3 separate regions of the Mus musculus genome follow, and all the other regions are linked to region 2. The links are chromatin contacts, found by Hi-C or POLR2A ChIA-PET in ENCODE. All regions are on one chromosome and are shown on one strand. Each heading gives the region's core, a stretch centred on a gene start or an enhancer-like site at or near the end of the contact. The rest is flanking DNA. Distances are from core to core; before and after follow the strand shown.

What was found. A loop is a pair of places that touch in the nucleus more often than their neighbours do. ChIA-PET counts read pairs that join two places held with the same protein, here RNA polymerase II (POLR2A).
Region 1: a map of regulatory T cell shows a loop between it and region 2 (2.7-fold over the local background). The contact joins the promoter of Hgh1 here to the promoter of Scrib in region 2. A Hi-C loop is called at or near these places in 5 of 37 maps with a recorded cell type or tissue (adrenal gland, gastrocnemius, heart and 2 more).
Region 3: a loop to region 2 is called in a map of heart, with 3 times the contacts of the local background. The contact joins the promoter of Sharpin here to the promoter of Scrib in region 2. A Hi-C loop is called at or near these places in 9 of 37 maps with a recorded cell type or tissue (T-helper 2 cell, adrenal gland, gastrocnemius and 3 more). POLR2A ChIA-PET finds 5 or more read pairs at or near these places in 1 of 5 experiments (embryonic stem cell).

The regions. Positions count from the first base shown.
Region 1 is chr15:76,367,618-76,370,740 of GRCm38, forward strand. Hgh1 (HGH1 homolog) reads left to right here and starts at 1,281. Exons shown (of 6, transcript NM_021555.2): 1 at 1,281-1,952; 2 at 2,035-2,135; 3 at 2,239-2,337; 4 at 2,545-2,636; 5 at 2,715-2,837; 6 at 2,915-3,123. The coding sequence starts at 1,339. The coding sequence ends at 3,067.
Region 2 is chr15:76,068,223-76,071,141 of GRCm38, forward strand. It overlaps Scrib (scribbled planar cell polarity), which reads right to left and starts at 1,562. Exons shown (of 36, transcript NM_001310543.1): 1 at 1,007-1,562. The coding sequence starts at 1,165. Puf60 (poly-U binding splicing factor 60) reads right to left here. Exons shown (of 12, transcript NM_028364.2): 11 at 2,527-2,762; 12 at 1,960-2,405. The coding sequence ends at 2,106.
Region 3 is chr15:76,349,837-76,352,545 of GRCm38, forward strand. It overlaps Sharpin (SHANK-associated RH domain interacting protein), which reads right to left and starts at 1,274. Exons shown (of 9, transcript NM_025340.2): 1 at 645-1,274; 2 at 219-393. The coding sequence starts at 842. It overlaps Maf1 (MAF1 homolog, negative regulator of RNA polymerase III), which reads left to right and starts at 1,458. Exons shown (of 8, transcript NM_026859.3): 1 at 1,458-1,823; 2 at 2,584-2,709. The coding sequence starts at 2,634.

The DNA.
Region 1 (3,123 bases), core at 31-2,530, 300 kb after region 2:
GTCAAGTTAACAAAGTTAACTTTGTTTAAGAGAAAAATCTTTTGAGACCAGCTCATTTTATAGCTCAGGCTGGCCTCAAACTTACACTGACCTTCCTGCCTCAGCCTCCTCAGTTGTGAGATTAGACAGTGACACGTTTATAAAAAGATAAGGAGCCGGGCAGTGGTGGCGCACGCCTTTGGTCCTACCACTTGGGAGGCAGAGGCAGGTGGATTTCTGAGTTTGAGGCCAGCCTGGTCTACAGAGTGAGTTCCAGGACAGCCAGCACTGTCTCCAAAACAAAACAAAACAGAGGCAAGGGAGCCTTTTCTTAGAAACTCACTAGCTGCTGTCAACAGCTGGGAAATCTGGACAGTTGGCCCTACACAGACCTAACCACTTTGCCATTGTAGCCGGAAGGATCCCAGTCAGTATCTAAGGTTGCATAGGATCTGGAACCGTGGCGGTTCCTGGCTATCTCCTACAAAAACCTGACAAGGACCAGCCCTGGAAAAACCCCTAACTCAAGATTTCTAATTTGAGAGAGCAAGGACCCCAGGCAGCTAATTGCTAATACAGGCACAAGAAGCACCAAATGGGATACTTTCCCAGAACAGATCCTAGTACTGAAATTATCTTCTGCTAGGGATTACGTAGCTAAGAAGGCCAGTGTCCTCCCATCTGTGCTAACAAATGTGCCGGTGGAAGGTAATATGGAGCCACTGAGAAGCAAAGAAACGCAGCGAGGTATGGAAGACAGAAACCGAACAGTGCTCTAAAGAGCTGGCAGGGGCGTCTGTCACCAGGTGCCCCCAAACCTGCAAACTATAGATTCATTTATTAGTTCCCTTTGCCCAAGCCTGCTTGACTCAGACTTCTGTCACTGAAGAGGACCTAACAAATGCACTAGAAAAAAAAATTTAGCCCCTCTGCAAAGTCAGAGACTGATCCAAAGCTGCCTTTTCATCGCAGAGTCCTGCACCCTCCGGTTCCTGGATGTCTGAAACCAGGTTTAAAAGGTGGCAGCAAACACTCTGGACACCAGGATCACCGGCTGCCGAGCTTCGCTTCAAATTATGCGTGCTGGTCGCGTGGTTCTGACTCCTGGCAAAGCAAACACGCAATAGGCAGCCGGAAAAGTCCTTGCAAGGATCTGGTGGTGGTGGTGATGATGATGGGAAGGGGGGGAGGGTGCATCTGCACCAGCTTAAGGGGTGCCTAATACTGTGGCCCACAATGCCTCGCGCTGAAACCGGCCCCGCCCCCTTCAGCCAGGTTCTCAGCCTCGGAAGGGTTTTAACGACTTCCGCTTTTCCGGCGGTGGCCCCGGCACGAGAAGTGACTGAGACTGCTGGCGGCATGCGGGGACCGGGAGTAGGTTCGGGGTTCTCTGGTGAGCGAGGGTTGCTAGAGCAGGAGGCTGGCGCGGACACGGAGGCGGTGGAACTGCTGCCCTTCCTGGTGCTCGGAGCGCGAGCCGACCTGCAGGCGGCCGCGGCGCAGCACGTGCTGGCGCTGACTGGTGCGGGCTCGGGCCGCACGCTGTTGGCCGGACAGCCAGAGTTGTTGCGGGCCTTGGTCGACCTTGCGGTGGCCCCGGCCCCAGCTCCTTCCCGCGATGCCTCCCGCGCGCTCGTGAACTTGGCTGCTGATCCCAATGTGCACTGGCAGCTGCTGGCGGCTGACCCGGAGCTGCCCGCCCGCCTGCTGCGCTGCGTGTTGGACCCTCAGTGGCCCTGGGCTGAAGAGGCGGCTGCAGTGCTGGCCAACCTGAGTCGCGAGCCGGCTCCGTGTGCTGCGTTAATGGAGAAGCTGATGGCCGCTGAGCCGGAGCGGTTGGGTCTGGAGCGACTTGTCAACGCGCTGTGCACGCCGAGCTACAACGCGGCCGCACCCCTGCATTACCTGGGGCCGCTGCTCTCCAACCTTAGCCAGCAGGCGGAGGTGCGTGCTTTTCTCCTGGACCCAGACAGGTGAAACCCAGTCGCCTGCGCGGGCGGGAAGGTGGGGAAGTGGAAGTGAACAAGGACAGCAGTGAATATCTTCTTTCAACAGGTGCGTGGTCCAACGGCTGCTGCCTCTTACCCAGTACACAGATTCTTCGGTGCGCAGGGGCGGGGTGGTGGGAACACTTCGGAATTGCTGTTTTGAGCATCGTGAGTGACAAGGAGGGGGTGGTGCCATTGCCAAGGTGGGGATTGGACCCTAGGGAACCCAACGGACCATTATTCTGATCTCCTTCCTTGTCCGCACCTCCAGGACATCACAAGTGGTTACTTGGGGCCCAAGTCGACATTCTCCCCTTTTTGCTACTGCCCTTGGCTGGGCCTGAAGAGTTTTCCGAGGAAGAAATGGACCGTGAGTGACTTGGGTGGTTGCCTCAGGGCTGTCTGGTGCTAGAGGGAAGACTACAAGAGGGAGATGGAGAGGTGTGCAGGTCTGGAGTCCCTCAGTCCGGCAGCCTTTAAGGAGGGGGTCGTTACAGACACACACAAGGCTCACCCAGGCAGAGCAGGGCTTGGGTGTTCAGCACAGGGACCAATAGTCTCCCACCCTCACTCCTAGAGCTGCCTGTTGACCTGCAGTACTTGTCACCAGACAAGCAACGGGAGCCGGACGCTGACATCCGGAAGATGCTCATCGAAGCCGTCATGCTGGTGAGCAGGGGCCTGGGGTGTTAGTGCCTCTCCACAAGTCCGTATTGGCATCCGAGTAACCTTTTTCCATCTTCCTAGCTGACAGCCACGGCACCTGGTCGGAAGCAGGTACGGGACCAGGGTGCCTACTTGATCCTTCGAGAGCTGCACAGCTGGGAGCCAGAGCCCGATGTGCGGATGGCTTGCGAAAAACTTATCCAGGTGAGTGCGGGGGGTCAGAAAGGCTAGGCAAGTGCCAATGGCTTATGAGCCCGCTCACCTGCCTCCTCTTCTTGCAGGTGCTTATTGGTGATGAGCCAGAGGCTGGCATGGAAAACCTGCTGGAGGTGCAGGTACCTGAAGACGTGGAACAACAGCTCCAGGAGCTCGACCAGCAAGAGCAACAGGAGCTCGCTCAAGAGCTAAGAGGCAACGGTGCCCCACACACCTGAAGCCCCTTTGGCCTGAATGCCAGCTTCAGACCCACCTTTGCCAGTGTTGGCGCAGG
Region 2 (2,919 bases), core at 312-2,811:
TCAGTATCCTACCTACTATCCAAACTACCTCTTCTAAAGGAGTTTGGAGCTCTTCAGGAACCCCAACAATGAACAGCAAGAGCTTAACAAAGAGAGAACAACAATAAAAACACCAGAGAGCACTGGGGTGGGTTGTGGGTGGTGCACATCTTTAGTACCCACAGAGGCAGGTGGATCTCTGAGTTCTAGGACAGCCAGAATGAATTCCAGGATAACCAGGGTTACGAAGGGGAAACCCTGTCTCAAGAAACAGAACAAAAAAAAAAAAGCAATAACAACAACAGGCACCAGAGAGAAACACAAGTGCAAAATGTCCAAGATTCACACACGGATACCATAAAGGTCTATGAAGAACACCCGCAACGCCACCAGCCGGCAAGAATATCAGACCACTGAGTCCCCTATCTCAGAAAAGTAAGTCCTACATAACCTGCCTCCTTTGGCCTTCCTTCTAGTGTGGCCTCAGAACAACAACAACAAAAAAAACCCCAAACAAACCCGACAGGAAGGAACACAGACAGTGAAAGGTGGGCTCTCCGCTGAGCGATGACAGAATAGATCTGACACTGCAAGTATCTTAGGAGAGTCCCACTCAGCACTGCAAACCTCTCCTCCCAAAACGAAGGCAGAACACAGTGCAAGAAAACCAACTTCCTACCCTTAAAGTAGCCCAACTAGCTTTAACAGTTGCTAACCCGGGTCGGTCTCGCACCCTGGACCCATCCTCCTCCTGTGCTCTCATGGGCTTCTCTGTTGGCTCCCCTTTTAGGTTCAGTATCTACTTAGTCCCCAGACAGGTTGCCACCAGGTGCCAACACCGGCGGCTGGAGGAGGGTGGGGCTGGCTGGGGCGGGGCTCTGACCAGTAGGAACCTGCAGGGCCGGCTGGAGGTTGCGGTGCCCAGCTCGGGCAGCGCCTGCTGAGATCTCGCTCCAGCCGGCTGCCCCAGAAGTCATACACCACCCCGAGAACTGAGCGCGGGGCAGCAGGTGCGGCGGCCGCTCACCTTAGGTAGCTCGCGCAGCTGGTTGGCGTCGAGGAGCAGCTCCTCGAGGCTACGACTGTAGCGGTAAATCTCCTCTGGCACAACCTGCAGCGAGCAGTGCCGCTTATCCACCGACTCCACGTGCCGGTTACAACGCCAGAGCGGGATGCACTTCAGCATGATGCGGGCGGGCAGTGAGCGCGGGCTCGGGAGGCGCTCGGCGGGCTCGGGCCGGGGGGCGGGGCTCGGCCCGCATGAGCGCCGAGCGCGGGCGGAGCGGCGCGCGCGGGGGTGGGGCGGGCAGCCGGGTCCCGGACTGTGGCCGGGGTCGGCGCTCGGCTCGGCCCGCGTTCAATACGAGCTGTAGGCTCCGACGGCGGCACACAGCTGGCAGCACGGCCTGACCCGGCAGCGCTTTCTTAGGCGCTGGGGGCGCGGCGGCGGCTCCGCATCCCGCCCGGCCTGCTCACCTAGCAGCTCATCCGCCCGCAGCACCGCAGCCGGAACCGCCGCCGCTGCCCGCGACAACCGCCCAGCCGCGCAGCCCGCCGGGAAGCCTAGGCCCGCCCTCTCTGCTCAAAACTACAGCTCCCAAAGGGCCACGCGGCGTGGCGTCTCCGACGACCCGTAGCGGTCTCGCGCGGGGCATGTCGGGATTTCCGGCCTCGCTCTGGCGTAACCCATACTAGCAGGTGTAACAACTCAGATGCCCGCCCGCCCACAAAATGCTCTCTTGGTCCTGGATCCTACAGATCTCAGGGCCAGACAGCTCTCAGAGCTATCCACGTGAGCAAGGCTGCAAGCCAGCACTCCCCACAAAGGAAGATAAAGCAAGGCCTGTCCACCCCGGTCCCTCCTGTTCACCCCTGCACAGCAGGCTGAACGCCCTCCTTGTCCCTGGTGCCTTGGAACCCTGATAAGACATTCCACACACAACCAGCTTGGGTCACAGGACCAATTTCAGACACAGGGACTTCAGGGCCAGTGGTATCTGCATCTTTATGTACACTACAGGGTGGGTTGGGCAGAGTGCCTGGTCCCAGGGACACACCACGGTTAACACTTTACAAAACCCAAAGGAAGGAAGGGGCAAGTGCAAGTCCAGGAAATGAGGCCAAAGTCACGCGGAGAGGTCGCTGTTATCAAAACGCTCCTGGTCATACACTTCAGCCACCACCTTGCGACCACCAAACCAGCGCCCATTGAGGGCCTGGATGGCCTTGTGAGTCTCTGAGGCCATGGAGAATTCCACAAAAATCTTGACGATGATTTCTGCATCTTCCTCTTCGCCCTGTTTTTCTTGATAGATAATGACCCGGTTCACAGCACCAAATTTGCCACACTCCTCTGTCACCTCTCCCTCCAGGTCGTCATCGATGTCCTTGGGGTCCACCATGTTTCGGAGAACCATCACTGTAGACTGTAGGAAAGACAATTGACTGCTGTGACTGTGGGAAAGACACCTGAATGCTGCGACCTATCACCCACTACTTCACATTCATACCGCCGAGAGCGGGCCTGGCACGAGCCCACCTACTTACCTCCTGTTTTCTGAGTAGCTTTTGCATGACCATGTGGCGAGCACTGCTGCCCGAGATGCTCATGTGCTCCTGCTCACTCAACATCTCTGGCCGTTCTGACTCAGGAAACAGCTCCTCCTCTTCCTTCTCCTTCTTGGGCTCCAACAGACCCAACGTTGGCGGGCTGGCGAGAATGGGGTTCACTACTCCCACAGAGGGGATGGTGACCGGAATAGGAGGGCGGGCTGGTGTCACACCTGCAGCAAAACCAACCGAGTTTAATAGCCACACATACACTCTCCTGTTTGGGAAAGAGTAAAGAGATGGTTGGCGATAGCCAGCCTGTCCTGGATTCAAGGGATTACACCGAAGTAAGTATGGGTTGGGAAGCTGAAGACAGACCCTAGAGGAGAG
Region 3 (2,709 bases), core at 24-2,523, 280 kb after region 2:
GAATACAATCCCATTTTCCTTAAACTCTTAGTCCTGCAGCAATGCTTGCTCTTCTTTTTCTTACTTGTCTGGTACTGGGGTCAGCTCTTGAACCTCTTATTTCTCCACTTCCTTCCTCTTGGAAGCCTTCCTAGGTGCCCAGCTTTTCCATCACTACCCCCAACCTCGACCAGGTGGCCCGGACATATTCAAATAAGCATTTATTTCACAACACTGACCATTTTGTCCTTCTGCGGTGGCATCTCGCACCAGTGCTGCCCACTGCTGTGCTTCCTCGGGGTCGAGGAAGTGCACGCTGAAGGTTCCAGGACCTCCAGGGGGAGGCTGCAGCTCGTGTTGGTTAGGCCCACGGACGGTGTAACAAATAGCCTCCAAGGGCCATTCTAAACTGACCTGAACAGGGAAGAGTACTCGGTCGGTGGTTCCTCTTCGTTACCCACACGAATGTGAAAGGAAAAGGAACGAGGTAATCTTTACGGCTCTGAACTTTTCTCGCCTGTTATCTTACCAATTCCTCACAAGATTTGTAAATTAGGTATCAGCATTATTCCCACTTTTACAGGCAATCAAGAAAAATAACTGCTTAAGGACTGTCGTCAAGGTAATCGAAAGAAAGTTGATTCCAGAATCGGGCCCACACTCACCGCCCCAGGCTCGGTGCCTAACAGTCCTAGCCGGAAGCGTCCAGGCCGCTCAGGGTCCGCTATCAATTGCAGCTTCCGCGGCTGCGCTTCGGCATCCTGTCCAGCGCCCAGGGGCCTGACCGCCGCGTGCACTGCCAGGAGCACCACAGGTGAGGCAGGGTCTGCAGCCACTGCCGCACCGCCGGCGGGCGGCGACATTTCTGATCCGGCGGAGTCCTGACTCTCCGAGAGTGCTTCCGTGATAGAGAACTGTCGAGTACTTCCGCCGGCCAGAAACTCGGACTGTGAGCCTCGGTTCCGGATGCCCCAGAGCTTGGAGAACAAGAAGGACCCGATGCTGCGCACTACCAGAGCCTGATGGCTCGCTAAGCGATAGGAATGGTCCCAGATCTCCAGGCACGGTCCGGCCAAGCTAGTCACCTTTCAGCAGGACCCGAGACAGTGTCACAGACCGGTCACCGGTCACAAAAAGAAGGCAAGGATGAACTTTTCTTAAAGGTTCGAACGAACGACAGCTGCTGCCCTACACAAGACAATACCAGTTCCCGGAAGGAACCAGGCACCAATGCACACAAACACACATAAGCACAGCAGAGGCTCTTCGTAACCGTGGACCACTCTAGGAAGAGGGTTGGCTCCTGGGGGCGGGGCGGGCATGGTTCTAACCAATCAACACCAAGAGGGGAGGCGGGTTCGTTAGCGAGTGCGAGACAGACAAGCTATGCAGCCAGTAGAAGTGGAAGGTGAAGCCGAGTGGCGGAGGAGTCCACCAATAAGGTTTCTCGTGGTCTGGCCCTGTGGTTAAAGTGGACCATTCAGAGGAGTGGGGTTGGGCCCGTCGGACGCTTGTTGTTGTCGGGTCGGGGGAGGCGGAGGTCGCTGTTTCGTTCTCTGGCTGGTACGATCTCGGCGGTCCGCGGCAGGTTGGTCGCGAAAGCGGGCGTTGCAGGGGGGCGAGGCTATGTCGCGGCTGCAGCCCGTATGGGCCGGCAGGGCCTGGAGTAACGGGACGTCGCCGCGAAGCTTCTTCCCCCGGATACAGTGCGGCCCGAGTGGAGGCCGCGGCGCCGCCCTCCAGTCCTGAGGAACCCGCGCTGCGCAAAGCCCGCGCCGCCGTCACCTCGGCACCGACACTAAACAACCCGTCTACCCTGGCTTGATCTAGCCCAATTCTGGCAGGTGGGTGTCCGCCTTGTGCGCCAAGCGGTCCGGGCTTGCGGGAACCACAGTCCCCGGCGGGCCTCGCGCTGCTGCAGTGCCTCATGGGACTTGTAGTTCTTATGCTGCTTGGGGCTGGAGCGCCTCTCTTGGTGCACTGCCTCCTGGGGCTTGTAGTTTCCCGCTACGAATCTGCTGGTACCTCTAGGCTTGCAGGGCAGCAATGCCAGGAGACCACTGGCCTGCGCCAGCAGAGGTGGTGTGTCTGCCCATCCTACACACTTCGACGTACGAAGTACGAATTAGGCATACTTGCAAATAGAATTGAAGAATTCATGGGTTTCCTCCTCTTGACAGGAAGCAGTGAAGCAACCCATAGAACCCGGGAGGAGCACCCATACAGGTGACCCTCAAGGCTTGAAACCCCAGATGCCCCGTTCCGAACCGGATAGCAGGTTCTTATTGAGGACCTTACAACAGTCTGAGGATGCCTGCAGAATGTCAATGGAGTAGGAATGTCGAGAGTGGGTGGGGCCCCCAGCCAGCCCCAGTATATAGTACTTGAGATTGAGGTAGAACCTGGACATGCCATGCTCATGCATAGGATCATCTCCCTGTCAGCCAGTGCTGAGTTCTCAGGGGCAGGTAAGGTGAGGAAGATGAGCTCCATGGTGGACTCAAGGTTAGCTCGAGCTGCAAACAGTACTCTGCTAGTGGGTGGAAAGGCTGAAAGTGGAGCCCTTTGGAGCTAGGTAGCCATGCTGGCTTCCCACATTCCCAGGTAGTGCTGCCCTAATCCCACTGGCACAAGAATCTCCCTTCCCAAAGGACATGAAGCTATTGGAGAACTCCAGCTTTGAGGCCATCAACTCACAGTTGACAGTGGAGACTGGAGATGCCCATATTA